3 separate regions of the Homo sapiens genome follow, and regions 1 and 3 are each linked to region 2. A link is a contact called in ENCODE Hi-C or POLR2A ChIA-PET data. All regions are on one chromosome and are shown on one strand. The core of a region is the stretch at or near the end of the contact, and the rest is flanking DNA. Distances in the headings are between cores, read along the strand shown.

The links. Hi-C counts contacts between places; a loop is a spot of excess contacts on that map. ChIA-PET counts read pairs that join two places held with the same protein, here RNA polymerase II (POLR2A). Pooled maps may share reads with other maps.
Region 1: a loop to region 2 is called in a map of endothelial cell of hepatic sinusoid, with 2.9 times the contacts of the local background. The contact joins the promoter of HS1BP3-IT1 here to the enhancer-like site in region 2. A Hi-C loop is called at or near these places in 11 of 168 maps with a recorded cell type or tissue (B cell, Caco-2, Calu3 and 7 more), 36 of 37 single-sample maps with no recorded cell type and 16 of 50 pooled maps. POLR2A ChIA-PET finds 5 or more read pairs at or near these places in 8 of 52 experiments (GM12878, HCT116, HepG2 and 5 more).
Region 3: a loop to region 2 is called in a map of ascending aorta, with 2.2 times the contacts of the local background. The contact joins two enhancer-like sites. A Hi-C loop is called at or near these places in 19 of 168 maps with a recorded cell type or tissue (Calu3, HepG2, IMR-90 and 13 more), 15 of 37 single-sample maps with no recorded cell type and 16 of 50 pooled maps. POLR2A ChIA-PET finds 5 or more read pairs at or near these places in 3 of 52 experiments (BJ, HepG2 and OCI-LY7).

The regions. Positions count from the first base shown.
Region 1 is chr2:20,591,188-20,596,035 of GRCh38, forward strand. It overlaps HS1BP3-IT1 (HS1BP3 intronic transcript 1), which reads right to left and starts at 1,361. Exons shown (of 2, transcript NR_046836.1): 1 at 1,235-1,361; 2 at 1-60. It also overlaps a transcript of HS1BP3 not described here.
Region 2 is chr2:20,512,260-20,516,803 of GRCh38, forward strand. No RefSeq gene overlaps it. Among named protein-coding and RNA genes, the nearest start is that of RHOB, 67 kb to the left of the region's middle. Within about 2 kb of position 2,777, at least 8 of the 41 ENCODE cell types and tissues checked have a DNase peak (open chromatin) inside an H3K27ac peak, as active enhancers do; they include HCT116, PC-9, ascending aorta and 1 more, where a contact is called at or near this core.
Region 3 is chr2:20,632,486-20,637,180 of GRCh38, forward strand. The region is part of intron 4 of HS1BP3 (HCLS1 binding protein 3); the gene reads right to left. LOC124907740 (a long non-coding RNA gene) reads right to left here. Exons shown (of 2, transcript XR_007086243.1): 1 at 3,748-4,695; 2 at 2,231-2,517. Among named protein-coding and RNA genes, the nearest start is that of HS1BP3, 16 kb to the right of the region's middle. RefSeq lists an enhancer at 3,259-3,308. Within about 2 kb of position 2,011, at least 21 of the 41 ENCODE cell types and tissues checked have a DNase peak (open chromatin) inside an H3K27ac peak, as active enhancers do; they include PC-9, ascending aorta and thyroid gland, where a contact is called at or near this core.

The sequences.
Region 1 (4,848 bases), core at 111-2,610, 78 kb after region 2:
AGGGACGCCTCCATCTGTGCTTGTGTTCTTGGGTGCTGCCAGCCCCTTCCTCCACGGGAGCTGCCAAGGAAAGAGCCCTTTTGTCATCTTCCCAGGCAAGAACAGCCATCCCGTGGCACTCACTCCCTGCACACTCCAAGGCCTCGCTTCTGCTTCATGGAAACAGGATTGAGTCTTGCTTGAAGCTGTGCACCACCAGACCACAAAAAGCCTCAAACATAGGTGTGGCCACCAGCCCCAGAGAGCCACAAGCACTCGGATTCTGGGAGCCCCAAGACTTGGAAGTTTCCCGTGGCACCAAGGCCAGGTGTTTATTGTCAAAGTTCTGGCCAGCCATGCACATTGCTGACAGTTTCTGTCCCTTTGGAGTTCTGGTCGACCATTGTGTTTGTTTGTTTTTTTGAGGAAGGGTCTTGCTCTGCCACCCAGGCTGGAGTACAGTGGCGCGATCTTGGCTCATTGCAACCTCTGCCTCCTGTGTTCAAGTGATTCTCATGCCTCAGCCTCCAAAAAATGCAGACATGCGCCACCATGCCCAGCTAATTTTTGTATTTTTAGTAGAGACGTGGTTTCATCATGTTGGCCAGGCTGGACTTGAATTCCTGGCCTCAAGCAATCTGCCCACCTCTGCCTCCCAAAGTGCTGGGATTACAGGCCCGAGCCACCGCACCTGGCCCTGTGTGATCTTTCTGAGAGTTTCTGAGCAGCGAACACCCCAGGTGGTTGCATGGGGGAGGCTGTAAAATCTGACAGCAGCTAGTGGGTCCTAGGGGGACGGTTCAACATCACGTCCCATGGATGGTCCAAGGACAGAACAGCCCCAGCATCCAGGCCAGAAAGCTGGCCCTGGAGGAAGTTGGTTCCTATCCTGTGCTTCTAGGCTGGGGTGAAGGTTTCCAGGAGGACACCTCCCTTGGTCACACTATTCTCCTGAGCCCCTCTCTCACATACGTGCCCTGCTGCTGCAACCCCCAGAGGGCTGCAAAAATTAGCTGGGTATGGTGATGCATGTCTGTAATCCCAGCTTTTTGGGAGGCTGAGGCACTAGAATTGCTTGAACGCGGGAGGCAGAGGTTGCATCACAAAATCCGCCACAACCCCTGGATTTCCTCAAGGGATTCCCTGTCTGGCCATCCACCTCCCCCGCCCCGCCCCGCCCATTCCTACTTCCCCTTTCGGGCCTGTCCCTCTCTTCTGACCTCCCCCATCCATCACAGTTCTAGCCTTCACTCACCTGCATCACCGTAGTGACTCCCCGACAGCTCTGTCCCTGCCCGGCTCAGACTCTCCTATGCAGCTAGGAGTAAGCCCAGGAGAGCATGTCCCTCCTCCGCTCAAGAGCTTCCAAGGGCTTCCCATCAGGATCAGTTTCCCAGGGCAGTCATAGCAAATGACCACAAACTGGATGGCTTGAAAAGTCTCCTCTCACAGCCCTGGAGGCCAGAAGTCTGAAGTTGAGGTGTCAGCAGGACCCTGCGCCCTCAGAGGGTCCTTCTTTGCCTCTTCCAGTTCCTGGCGTTCCCCCGCTGGTGGCAGCACCACGCCCATCCCTGCCTCAGCCTTCACGTGGCCTTCTCTTCTCCACTGTGTGTCTCTTACAGAAACACCTGTGATTGGATTTAAGGCCCACCTGGATAACACAGGATGATCTCATCTTGAGATCCTTAATTTAATTTCATCCACAGATTCCTTTTCCAAATAAAGTCGCATTCACACGTTCCAGGGGTTAGGATGCGAACATGGCTTTTTTGGGGGCAAGAATTCAACCCACGATATCACCTCCTTAAGGAAAATCCCAAGTCATTACTCTGTGCTTCAAGGCCCTTCAGGATCTGGCCTTATCCATGACCTCCAACCTCCCGCTGTCTACCCCACCACCCCTGACCTCCAGCCCTGTCCCCCCACTGTCCCCCCAGCACACCATGTTCCTGCTTCAGGGCCTTGGCAGATGCTGGCCTTTCCCCCAGGGTCCACACGCTTCCTCCATCAGCATCGTCAGGTTTAGTCAATTGTTTGGTATGGCCAGGCCCTCCCTGGCCACATTGTCTAAACTTGCAACCTTCCCGGAACACTCCCTCTTCCTCACCTGCCTTCTCTCTTCCTTACCACTCATCACCATCACACGTGCCGGCCTTCTCCTCATTTATGTTGTTCATTGTCTCCCCTCCCCTAGGCCACAGGCTTGTTTTGTCAGTTTTGTTCACTGCTGTGTCCCAGCGGCTAGAACAACGCTTGACACTAGTTGACCTTGGCTGAATGAATGAGTGAATGAATGAGCAAGAGTTTGCTCAGGCTGAACTCTGAGCTGCCGGAAGCCTTTGTAGACACCCCCAGAACATGCTGGCCCCACCTCTGAGCTCCTGGTGTACCTCGGTTCTCATGAGGCCCCCGCACTTCAGCCTCTGGTGATCCTCTTTTTCGAGCCAGACATGTTGGCTCAGCCAACACTCCCTGAGCCCACATCATGAGTCACCAGAGGCCCTTGACCCTTCCTCCCACAACCTTCCCCCACTGCGCCCGCTCTCACCCTGGTCACAGTTAGCCGAGTGTGTGCAGGGAACTGTGTATGAAGGTCAGGCCTGCCCTGCTGCCCCTGCTGGTCCCTGGAGCCGCCACGGGGATGGAAGAGTGGGTCCTTTTGATGCACTCAAGCCTGGGATATGGTCCTCCAGGGCCGGCATTGAAGGAATGTACAAGGGCTGCCCCAGGGCCTGCAACACTAACTGTGAAGAGTCCCCTAAAACTTCCCTGATGAAAACCACCACAGCCTCCATTTCAGAAGAGGGACGTGGGCTTCTTGCCATGTCTCTGCTGCTGATGGGCTCTGTGACTGGCACAATTTCCTTCCTGTTGCTGGTCCCCAGTTTTGTCATCTTTAAATCTGGGCATCGACCCATCGGGGATGGCTACAATAGCTTGCATCTTACACATTCCAACTCAGATGGCTCTGGCTGTGCCACTGGGTTGAGAAGGATTCTGAGGTTCAATCCAGGCTTAACAGGAAGAAGTGCAGTGATCCATTAGTGACATCTGCCATGGGTGTGGGGAGAGTGGGGGCCCAGGTGTGCTAAGGCTGGGTTAGATGCTTTGTGAGTGGGCTTTGGGCAACACGTCCACGTGAGTCTATGGATGCCTGATGATAGAGAAAAGATCCTGGAGGAGGTGAATGGGTCTGAAATGAGTGGCTGATGGCATCACAAATCCTTTTTGAGCTTACTTTGGTGCATTGAGGCAGCTGGCATGGCCTGCCTGCTGGGAAGGCATCAATGACCCAATGGAGAGATGGCTCCTTCCCTATGCTGGGGTTGAAGTTGCAGGGCAGTTAGGCTAGGGCCCTGCTCTGTGTTTTGTCTCTCAGGTGGCCATAGTGCTTGGTAGAAGAGGCTGTCCTCTGGCTCAGGATTTGCAGCAACAAGGCCAGCCTCTAGCTGGGCCTAGCCAAGTGCCCTCTGAGACTCGCTGGAAGTGAGGTCCCCTATCTCAATCCATTCAGGCTGCTACAACAAAATACCGTGGATGGGGTGGCTTAGAAATGGCAGACATGTATTTCTCACAGTTCTGGAGGCTGAAAGTTCCAGATCAAGGTGTCAGCAGCTTCGGTGTCTGGGAGGGCTGGCTCTCTGATTCCTGGAGGGGGCTGTCTTGCTGCATCTTCATGGATGGAAGGGGCAAGGGGGTTTTCCTCAGGTCTCTTTTATAAGGGCATTAATCCCAAACAGGAGGGCTCTGTCCTATGCCCTAATCTCTTCCAAAGGCCCCACCTCCCATACCCTCACCTTGCTGGAGAGAATTTCAACATACACGTTGTCGGGAGTAAAAAAACACTCAGATCATAGCATCTCGGGATAGACAGAGCCCGGCATGCCACTTCCCTGAATGAGGGAGACATTCTTGTAGCCTGCACAGCTGGAGCAGGGAGTGAGAGCCTCGGCAGCCTTGGGAGAAGGTGCCCTAATGTGACATGGCCTCAGTTTCCCAGCTGTGGGCAGAGATCACAGCAGCTGTCTCCTTTTCAGTCTGGACAGATGGCTGTGACCCACAGAAACGCCATGGCCCGGGAACAGAGCTGTGTCTACCCTGGGACACAGCTGTAACTACCCTGGGACAGAGCTGTGTCTACCCACGGGAAGGGGGATCCTTTTCTAATTTGTACAAAGGTGCCCTGGGGGTCCAGGTCATGCATAGAAAATTCCTCACCAGGCACTCACCAGGAGCAGAACCCTATCATCCTCCTCCTCCTCACAGTGACTCCTGCTCTAACAGAGGCACAGAGGCGCAGAAAGAGGGAGTTCCCCTGAGGCAGCAGGAGGGCTTCCTGGAGGAGGGAGGGTTTCGGCTGGGCCTTGCTGATCCTGTAGCAACCAGTGATTCTGGCCACAGCCCGTGCCTGCCTGCCTGACTCTCTGCGAAGGGACTGCAGCCTGCTCTGTGCTGCGGCCCTTCCTCGACATGGCTGGTTTCTTCCCTAGGTCTATCTTTGGTTCCTGCTGACTCTTCCGTGACATAAATGCAAATGAGACCACAGACAACTAGCCTCAAAGCCAAGGAAGCCGCTGGCTGGAGTTGTCTCCACAGTCCCCTGCTGGGCAGGGAAGTGGGCAGAGGTGATGGTCACGTCCATCCATCACGGCCCATCAGGGGAGCAGGCCTCTTGGGGCCCCTGACACCTCCAAGTGGCCAAAAAAAAGGTCATACCAGGAGACAGAGCCTTAGACTAACCAACAAGAGCTTCCCGCATGGCTGATGACAGTTTCCCACGTTCTTTCTTAATCACTGGGACCTTAGTTCAAAGGTGATCCTGTGTGGAGTCCTGAAATGTAAAGCAGAGTGGTCCAGAGCTTACCTCTT
Region 2 (4,544 bases), core at 1,527-4,026:
GAGCAAGCTGTCTACCCAGGAATGGCCTCTCCCCTCCACCCCGAGTGGTCAGAGCCGGCCTCTCACTGAGCCCCCAAAGCTGACAGGGTCCCCTGGATCATCAGGCCTTGACTACTCAACCCAGAGACTGCTACCCCAAAGTGGGGCTTCTGGGCCCTACGGCCCCCCTCACCACCCCAACTCCGCCATGGCGGGAGCTGCCATTAGAGATTTGCAGCTCTATCCCCTCAGGGCTCCCGTTCTTCTACCACAGCCACCAGGAGCCACGCTGAAAGCCATCATGTCCCGAGGGTGACCTGGGCTGCATGCTCTGCCTGGACCTTCCCAAAGGCATAAGCCTCAGAGCTGAACAAACATGGAATCAAGATCTGAAATGTGGCTGGGCGCGGTGGCTCACGCCTGTAATCCCAGCACGTTTGGAGGCTGAGGCGGGCGGATCACCTGAGGGCAGGAGTTTGAGACCAGCCTGACCAACATGGTGAGACCCTGTCTCTACTAAAAGTGCAAAAATTAGCTGGGTGTGGTGGTGCGCACCTGTAATCCCAGCTACTCGGGAGGGTGAGGCACAAGAATCCCTTGAACCCAGCACGTGGAGGTTGCAGTGAGCCGAGATTGCACCACTGCACTCCAGCCTGGGTGACAGAGGGCGACTCCACCTCAAAAAAAAAAAAAAAAAAAAAAAAAGAAAGATCTGAAATGTAAATGCCACCGTTTTATCAGATTAAGCATCATCCCATCCTATTGAGGGTCTTTTTTTCTTCACACAATTTCCTCCCCGTTTCCCCAAACAACACTATGTTGGTTTCTGTTTCTCCTGCACTTGGCCTCCTTCCCTCCCCACCACTCCCACCCTGCTATCTGTGCTGCCTCGACAGCTTCCCAGTGGGTCTCCCAGGGTCACGCGGCCCCCTCCACTCTGCATTCCTCATTGCCTGCCTTGGAGTGATCTTTCTTCCACACATCTCACCAACCCTCACTCAAAACCCTTTTGTGGGCTGGGCACAGTGGCTCACGCCTATAATCCCAGCACTTTGGGAGACCGAGGCGGGTGGATCACTTGAGGTCAGGAGTTCAAGACCAGCCTGACCAACATGGTGAAACCCTGTCTCTACTAAAAATACAAAAATTAGCCTGGCATATTGGCGGGTGCCTGTAATCCCAGCTACTGAGGAGGCTAAGGCAGGAGAATTGCTTAAACCCGGGAGGTGGAGGTTGCAGTGAGCTGAGATCGCTCCACTGCACTCCAGTCTGGGTGACAGAGCAAGACTCCATCTCAAAACAAACAAACAACAACAAAAAAAACCTTTTTGTGGCTCCCACTTACCTGCTGAAAAAGTTCAGACCCGTTAGCTGAGAACTCAAGGTTCTCTATAATCTCCCCCATTTATCCGTCCGTCCTCATTGTTGTCTCCCAGTTCCCTGTGCCCCAGCCACAGCAGACTTTTCATGCTCTCCAACGCCTGGGGACATTGCCAGCCTCAGGACCCTTTGCCCATACCATCCCTTCTACCTGCTGTGACTGTGTTGTGGCTTGAACTGTGTTCCCCTCAAAAGACCTGTTGGGATCCTAATCCCTGGTACCTGTGACAGTGACTTTATTTGCAAATAGAGTTTTTGCAGATATAATCAAGTTAAAATGAGGTTGTACCAGTTGGGGTGGGCCCTAAATTTAATGACGAATGACCTATAAGACAGCCATGTAAAGACACAGGGACCCAGAGATGCACAGGGAGAAGGCCATGTGAAAACAGAGGCCGAGGCTGGGGTGATGCCCTCAAGCCAAGGACACCAAGGGCTGCCAGAAAGCTCCAGAAGCAAGGAGAGGGACATGAAGCGGGTGCTCCCCCAGACCCTCCAGAAAGGACTGGCCTGGATGACACATTGCCTTTGGACTTCTGACTGTGAGGCGGCACCTTTCTGTTGCTGCAAGCCACCAAGTTTGTGGTGGTTTGTTGTGGCAGCCACAGGACACAGGCAGCCTGGCACCTGGATGCCACCCACAAACGCGTCGCCTGAACACAGCCTGCCCTTCCTCTGCATCCAGTCCCTTTCCACCTCCTCCCTGACACCTTGCTTCGTGTTTCCTGAGAGCTGTGTGCTCCTGCTGAGGTACTTCTCTCTGACACCTGTTTTCTAGCTCTCCATGTAGCCGTCTGGCCCCACCACTGGAAGCCCCTTCAGGTCTGAGTTCCCTGGGGCTGGTTTGGTTTTCTCTATAGTCAAGCTTGAGGTGGGTAATCAGGACAGCCCCCAGCCAACCCAAGGACGGTGACTGCTCCATCAGGAAGCACCACCTATTCCATTAGCAAATATATATCGAGCACCCAGTGTGCATGAGGCATTCTTCTAGGTCCTGTAAACAGAGCCATGAACACACTGGGGGCCTCACAGAGCACATGCTCCAGGGGGAAAGATGGTCTACACCTATCACATGGCACTGCCACAAAGGACTCAAGAAGAGCAGTTCAAGGGCACAGATAGTCCTGTTGGGGGAGCATTCCTATTAGGAGGAAAAAAAACTCATTACACAGACCTCCGCATAGATGATGGCCCAATTGGGGTCAGTCTGGGGACAGAAGACAGCATGAGTCAGCCACACTTCAGCCATCTGAAAAATTCTCTGTGCTCCCCTGTTGCAGACAGAGAAACTGAGGCAGGGGAGTGCTGCTGTTTTTTTCAGGGTATCTCAGCCAGGCAGGGGCTAGGACTGGGAGTCAAATTGGAAGCCCCTCCCGCTTCTGACTTCATCCCTCTGGTTTCCTGTTGAGCCCTCTGGAATGCATGTTTCCCTGCAGTGACGCATAGTCAGGGAAGGCAGGCGCTGGGGCCGTGCCCTGACTGAGTGTGAGGTAAGGGCTCTGTATTAGTCAGTTTTCACACTACTGATAAAGCCCAAGACTGGGTAATTTATAAACAAAAAGAGGTTTAATGGACTCACAGGTGTACGTGGCTGGGGAGGTCTCACAATCATGGCAGAAGGCGAAAGGCATGTCTTACATGGCGGCAGACAAGAGAAGAGAATGAGAGCCAAGTGAAAGGGGAAACTCCTTATAAAACCATCAGATCTTGAGAGACTTATTCACTACCATGAGAACAGTACGGGGGAAACTGCATGTTTTCAGCTCTCTCTCACCGGGTGCCTTCCACAACACGTAGGGACTATGGAAGCTACAATTCAAGATGAGATTTGGGTGGGGACACAGCCAAACCATAGCAGACTCCTTTCTGCTGTTCCCCTCCCTGGTCATGTGACTCACATGCCCTGCAGTGAATCCTAACAGCAGCATGAGAGCACAGCAGCCAGAATCCCCCCGGGTTGGACACCCTGTGATGGCAAGGTTAAGGGGTCACCCGACAGTCAGAGAGGAAAAGAGCAGGTGAGTGTCTCAGATGCGCACACACCCAGCCACCTGTTGGGAGTGGACATGAGCAGGGTTGGGCGGGAGAGGTAGTGTGTGAAGGTGTCCCCAAGTATCCTCTGCCTGGAGCCAGGCAAGAAAGGTAAGAAGTCACGTGTCTTCCAAGAGTGGCACCAGATGGAGGCCTTTCCTGTTTGAAATTGACTGGGTTTTAGGCGGCTCTGGAGCTTCTTCTTTGCTCAGCTGATGGCAAAGCTCTTGGAAGCTTGATGGTGGGACAAAGCTTAGAAGCAGTTAGAAGTGCTAACCAGGCACGGGGGGTTCAGAGGTGGCGGGCACACTGGGAAGTGCCACGGAGAGGCTTTGAAACTGGGCAGGCTAGTCAGTGCATGGACTGATTCAGCCCAGCAAGTATTGATTAAGCACCTGCCATCTACCTGGCACTGTGGGTTTACAGTGTGGGAGCAGGGCAGAGGGAAGTGCCAGCACATCCCTGCAGAGGGATGAAGAGGTGGCAGTGGTGAGGTTAGATAGCTCGAGCCCAGTGCAGATGAAGATGGTGAGAGCAGAGTCTGTGCACCCTCAGCCCATAGCAGCGAGAATCCTGCTGGTTGTGTACAAAGAGGCCAATACACCCGTAGGCCACAGGAACCTAACTCTAACTTATTAGAGTGGGAGCAGGCCCTTCTCCTACTCAGTTTCAAGGATGGTCCTTCCTGGAGCCAGAGGACTGTCGGAAATGACTGTGTGGGTCCTTCCAACCTGGGGAGTCTGTGATTCTAAAAACAGGCAAACAACCTCAATCTCCCTGGATCTCTGCCTTCCCACCCCCAGCCCCCTCTTCCTTAGACAAAGGGCTCTTGGAGGGATCTGAGGCTCATTTCATAGAAAGCTGAAAATAATATGAAGTAGAGTTTCTATTTTAGAGGGTAACACTTACATAAGGTGGGATCTTTCAAAATGTTCAATCTGATACCTATTTAGGGAAACATCAAACAGCCCCACAAACACAGCTCGGGGGAGGAGGCCACTCTGTTCTCCTCCGCATCCCCAGCTGGCTGAAGTGGTCTGTGGAGCTGCGGGGCATCTTAGATGTGCCTCCTGGCATGAGCAGGTGCCATGGGCTGGCTTCCTCAGCCAGGCAAGCCTGTCATCCTGCTCACTGCCTGTCCCCTGCATGGGTCA
Region 3 (4,695 bases), core at 761-3,260, 120 kb after region 2:
CAGCAGTCAGGAGACCCCCAGCTCTTGCTCTCATGCCCTCCTGTGTGATCCTGGGAAGGTTCCTCAGTCGTAACAACAGAGCCTGGATCTGATCTGCAGTCCTCAGAGCGTAAAGGCTCTGTCATCCTAAGAGTGTTGTTACTTGCCAGAACTTGCCACAACGGGTCCTGGGGGAGCCTGAGGCGGGAAAATGGCAAGTGTGACCTCCCAGATTTCTATCTCTCAAGGAACCAAGCAACCACTGAATCCCACTAAGGATTCAGGTAAGCAGGCTCCTTCCTCCAGGGCCAGGGGCTGCCCCACCTCCAGAATCGCCTGCTCTAGGAAGCTGTAACAGGTGACAGGTGTACCGGCGCTCCTGGAGGGAGGTAAAGTCATAGTGTGCACATCACAGTGACTGATATTTGCATAACAACTATAGGAAGTGGAAAAGCTGCCTTTTATATTCATATTTCAACTGTTGGTTAAATACACAAAGACCTCTTTAGAGCAAAGTGAATCTGAAATAGTGATAACATTTTACAAAGGAACTTTCCTGTAGTGCTCCATCTCATTTTATCCTTTCAGCCACTGGGCCTCTACTTTACCCCTACTCTACAAAGAAAGAAACAGGCTTGGAGAAGTACAGCAACGCACTCAGCGTCCGCCAGCTGAGTGGCAGAAAGGGGATTTGAACCTGGGACTGCCCATCTTTAACCCTGCTCTGGGGGTAGCCACACATCCTGGGGGTTTCCAGCTGCCCCACTCACTGTCAAACCATACTCTAAGGGGCCCTCGCCTTCTGCAAAGCTGCCCAGGGCTACCCCAGGAAGTGGGGCTGAGGCTGGAGGGACAAAGATCCAGTCCTCACTTGTCCCAACCAGGGGAAATCCTACTTCAGCCTGTTTTATGTACTGGGATTCTGGATGATATTTCTCTTGAGCCAAAGGTTTTGCTACTGAATTTAAAAAGCAGAAACCACTGGTACATCTGTTGTTCCTAACAGCCCATTCATTCAGGCAGGACTTTGTGCAGTAATCTGTTTTTTTGTTTGTTTGGTTTCTGTTTTGTTTTGTTTTTGAGATAGAGTCTCAGTTGCCCAGGCTGGAGTGCAGTGGCACAATCTCAGCTCACTGCAACCTCCGCCTCCCAGGTTCAAGCGATTCTCCTGCCTCAGCCTCCTGAGTAGCTGGGATTACAGGCGTGCCCCATCATACCCAGCTAATTTTTGTATTTTTAGTAGAGACAGGGTTTCACCATGTTGACCAGGCTGGTCTTGAACTCCTGATCTCAAGTAACCTGCCCACCTCAGCTGCCCAGAGTGCTGGGATTACAGGCGTGAGCTGCTGCGTCCGGCCACGGCAGTAATCTGGATGGGGAAATGCAGTTGGCATGCACACTGTGCTGCTGTGATCACTGTGACAGCCTGGGTGGAGTGCCGCCTGCGTGACGCTGCAGGGCAGCTGTGGCACCTGCCTCCTCCTTTCCTTATGGCTTTGGGTCCCCAGCCAGGCCAGGGCTAAGTGCTGCACAGGTGCAGGGTGAGGTCGGGCCCAGCCATCCTGGCTCGTGGCCCCCACATGAACCCCAGGATGGCACAGCAGAGAACTCGTCCAGCAGGTGGGTCAGCAGACGAGGGAAAGCCCAGCCCGAGCAGGAGTTGCTGGGGAGCAGACAGTACCGGAAGTGCCTTCTGGACACGCCCTGTCCTCAGCCCCCTGTGGGCGGCAGACTGTGGTGACGGCTGACCTGCCACTCTCCACACCTGTTTCCTTTCTGGCATTTCCAACACTTTAACAGAATTTGGTTTCTGGGAATTCTCAAACAGGAGCTTGCGGAAGAACCAACTCAAGAGCTTGTTAAAACACAGATTCTGGGGGCCCTACCCAGATCTGAGGGGGGCCTGGAATCTCTATCTCTGCCAAGCTTTCAGTGGCCCAGAATCCCTAGGTGGTCTCTGTTGCACTGGTGGCATCAGGGGAGCCCTGGGTGCCCAGGCTCAGGCTGGAATGAACAAAGAGGTGCCAGGCCCATGCGCAGTGGTCGGGATATTTAGCAAGAGGCACCCTCGGGGAAGCAGCTCCAGGGCACCTCAGGAGGTGGGACTGAGGCCCTGCTGTCCCCACAGAGCTCCCCTCCACGGCTCACCTTAAGGGACTGTCTTGCTGCTAAATCTTGGGTTAGCAAATCTGGGAGCACCTGGCAATGTGCCAGGAGCATTCAAAACCACAGAATCATTCCAGAGAAGTGATTTCATCCAAATATAGAGTAAGATATTATTTTTATACTAAAATACATGTGGTTGTTTTATGAAAGATGAAGCAAAATCCATATTAAAAAACAACCATAAAACGTGGCATTCCAGAGAAACATCCAGCTTCACCACGGAGGCCACAGCACGGGGACCCGGGTGTGGGCTCCCCCTTCCAGGGAGTCTGGGAAGACCAGCTTTGCAGGCAGGTGCATTTGTTCATACAGGAGCCAGCCTGTCCCAAGGACGCTGTGAGTCCTCAGGGACCCAGGGCCTGGAGGGGGTCCCTGTGTGCAAAAGAAGAGGTGGGAGGAGTGGGCCCTGAGGGCGGGGGTGGGCAGGGCTTAGAAAAGCAGAGGGGCCTCCCAACAGAGGGGCTTCAGCCCTTAGAGAACCTTTTACTGGAATGGTACCCCAAAGCCCCCAGAAGCAGCTTCAGGGACCTTGCTCTGGGGCACGTATATAGGGGAAGGCTCCATAGAATAAAAGCTTTGTATATGTAGAAGTTCCTCAGGTTATTGCCTGTAATAGCAAAAACCTACAGAAAACCCCGCCACGCCCACAAGCAAGGGCCTGGTAATGCCACTTACAGCCCATCGAGCTGAGAAACCAGCAGAGGAAGGAGGGAGAGTGCAGCTATTGATCTGGAAGGACCTAGAACATGTAAGCTGGAAAAAAGCAAATTCCAGAACGGCACACAAGACAATCTCATTTTGGCAGTAAGATGTGAATATTCAAAGGTGCATTCAGAAATTCACAGGGAAAGGACTTTTATCTGTGTTTGCAATTTTTCTATACTAATTGTGTGTTATTTGAGTCACAATGAAAAAGGTTTCCCGCAGAGGATTTCCAGCATAAGGCAGAACTATTAGGGTAGAATGTCAATTTTCTCAGCACCGTGACATTCTAAAATAGAAACTTAAATACAAAACAGGGGCGACATGGAGCAGCAATCGGGACAGACCATAGGGTGGAAAAGCAGAGTACGAAAAGGCACGTGCATTGTGCCTGCGGTTGCATGGATGCTGCTGGGACGGGGTCAGAAGAGAGCCCCAGCAGATGGAGAGAGCGGTGGTGTTGGGATGGGCCGAGGTGAGGGCTTTTTCTATCTTTAATTGCTCTCTAATGGTGTAATAACGCTCTCTTGTCCCTAATCAAAACCAGGTTTAAAAGACAAAGAAAAGCCAGGCCGGCCTGGGCTCCGGCTTTGTGCTGGCGACTCCCACCCTCCCAGCAGCCCTGCCGTGGAGCAGCCCTTCAGCAGAGCAGCAGCGCCTCGCCGCGGCCACGGCGGGGAAGGACCGAGGCTGGTTGCATGGAAATGGTGGCCGCTCCAGGAGAGCCCAGAGCTAAGCCCAGACATGGGGCAGGGCAAGCTGGGAAACGGGTGCCGCTGCATCTGCACAGGAACCAAGCGCACGGGAGGGAGAGGGGTGCACAAACAGCCTCCCGAGAAGAACAGAAAGTCCCCCACCAAAGGGCAGGTGGGTGGCACCAAGAGAGATCAACAAGCCCACCTGGGTGTCTGTGAAAGGCCGAGGTGGAAACCCAACTTCAAGGTACGGCTCTGCCACACACACAGCTCTGGAACACACACGGCTCTGGCCAAGATCCTGCTCAACTCCTTCCTCGATTTTACCATCTGTGAAAGGGGGATAATCCTGGGGCCCTGCCCACCTCCCAGGCTGATAAAGACTGGACTGGAGATGGCGTGGGGTCCTGGCTCTGCCATCTGCAGGCTGCAGGAACGTGGACGAACCACCTGACCCTGAACTTGAGTTTCCCACCACACAGAAGAGGCTGATGCCAGTGCAGGCCTCCAGGGCTCCGTTTCTTGACCTGTGCCCACAGTGGATCCTGAAAGCAGTTTGGCGAGTCATGACCTTTCCAAACGTTGAAATAGAATAGAAAATATCCCAGTACAATACACTTAGTAAGGTTTTGTATGAGTTCTGGGAACTTTTGCTTCAGTTTTATGGGATGTTTATACATGTGTGTCCTGGGTCATGGCGTACCATATAGTTTTTACTATGGGTTGTAGCAAGTAGTTTCAGAAATGCTGTCTTACAGATATAATGAGATCATGCAAGCAAATGCTAACTTAGTTCCCAGCATTTCATAAACTCTCAAAAAATTTACTTATTATTCCTGACAGAGGTGATAACGTTGATTCATCAGCACCTTGTCACACGGGTCCTTAAAAAGAAACCCCAGCAGGGGAGGGTCTTAAGCCGGCAGGATTACTCTTAGGTGCTAAGCTTTCCCAGGATTCAGGGGTGAGGGCCCCAGAGTACAGAGCTGGGGAGGGGGCTGCCCCCGCCCCCCCCGCCCCGCCAAGGGGTCCCAGGATAGCTGACACATCTCCCCTGACAATCTGCTAATGAAGTAAGTAGGAAGTTCAAGGCAGCACTTGCCAGCCACAAAGAACATTTTCCTACCCAAAAAAGGAGCCGCTCGGCTAAGTG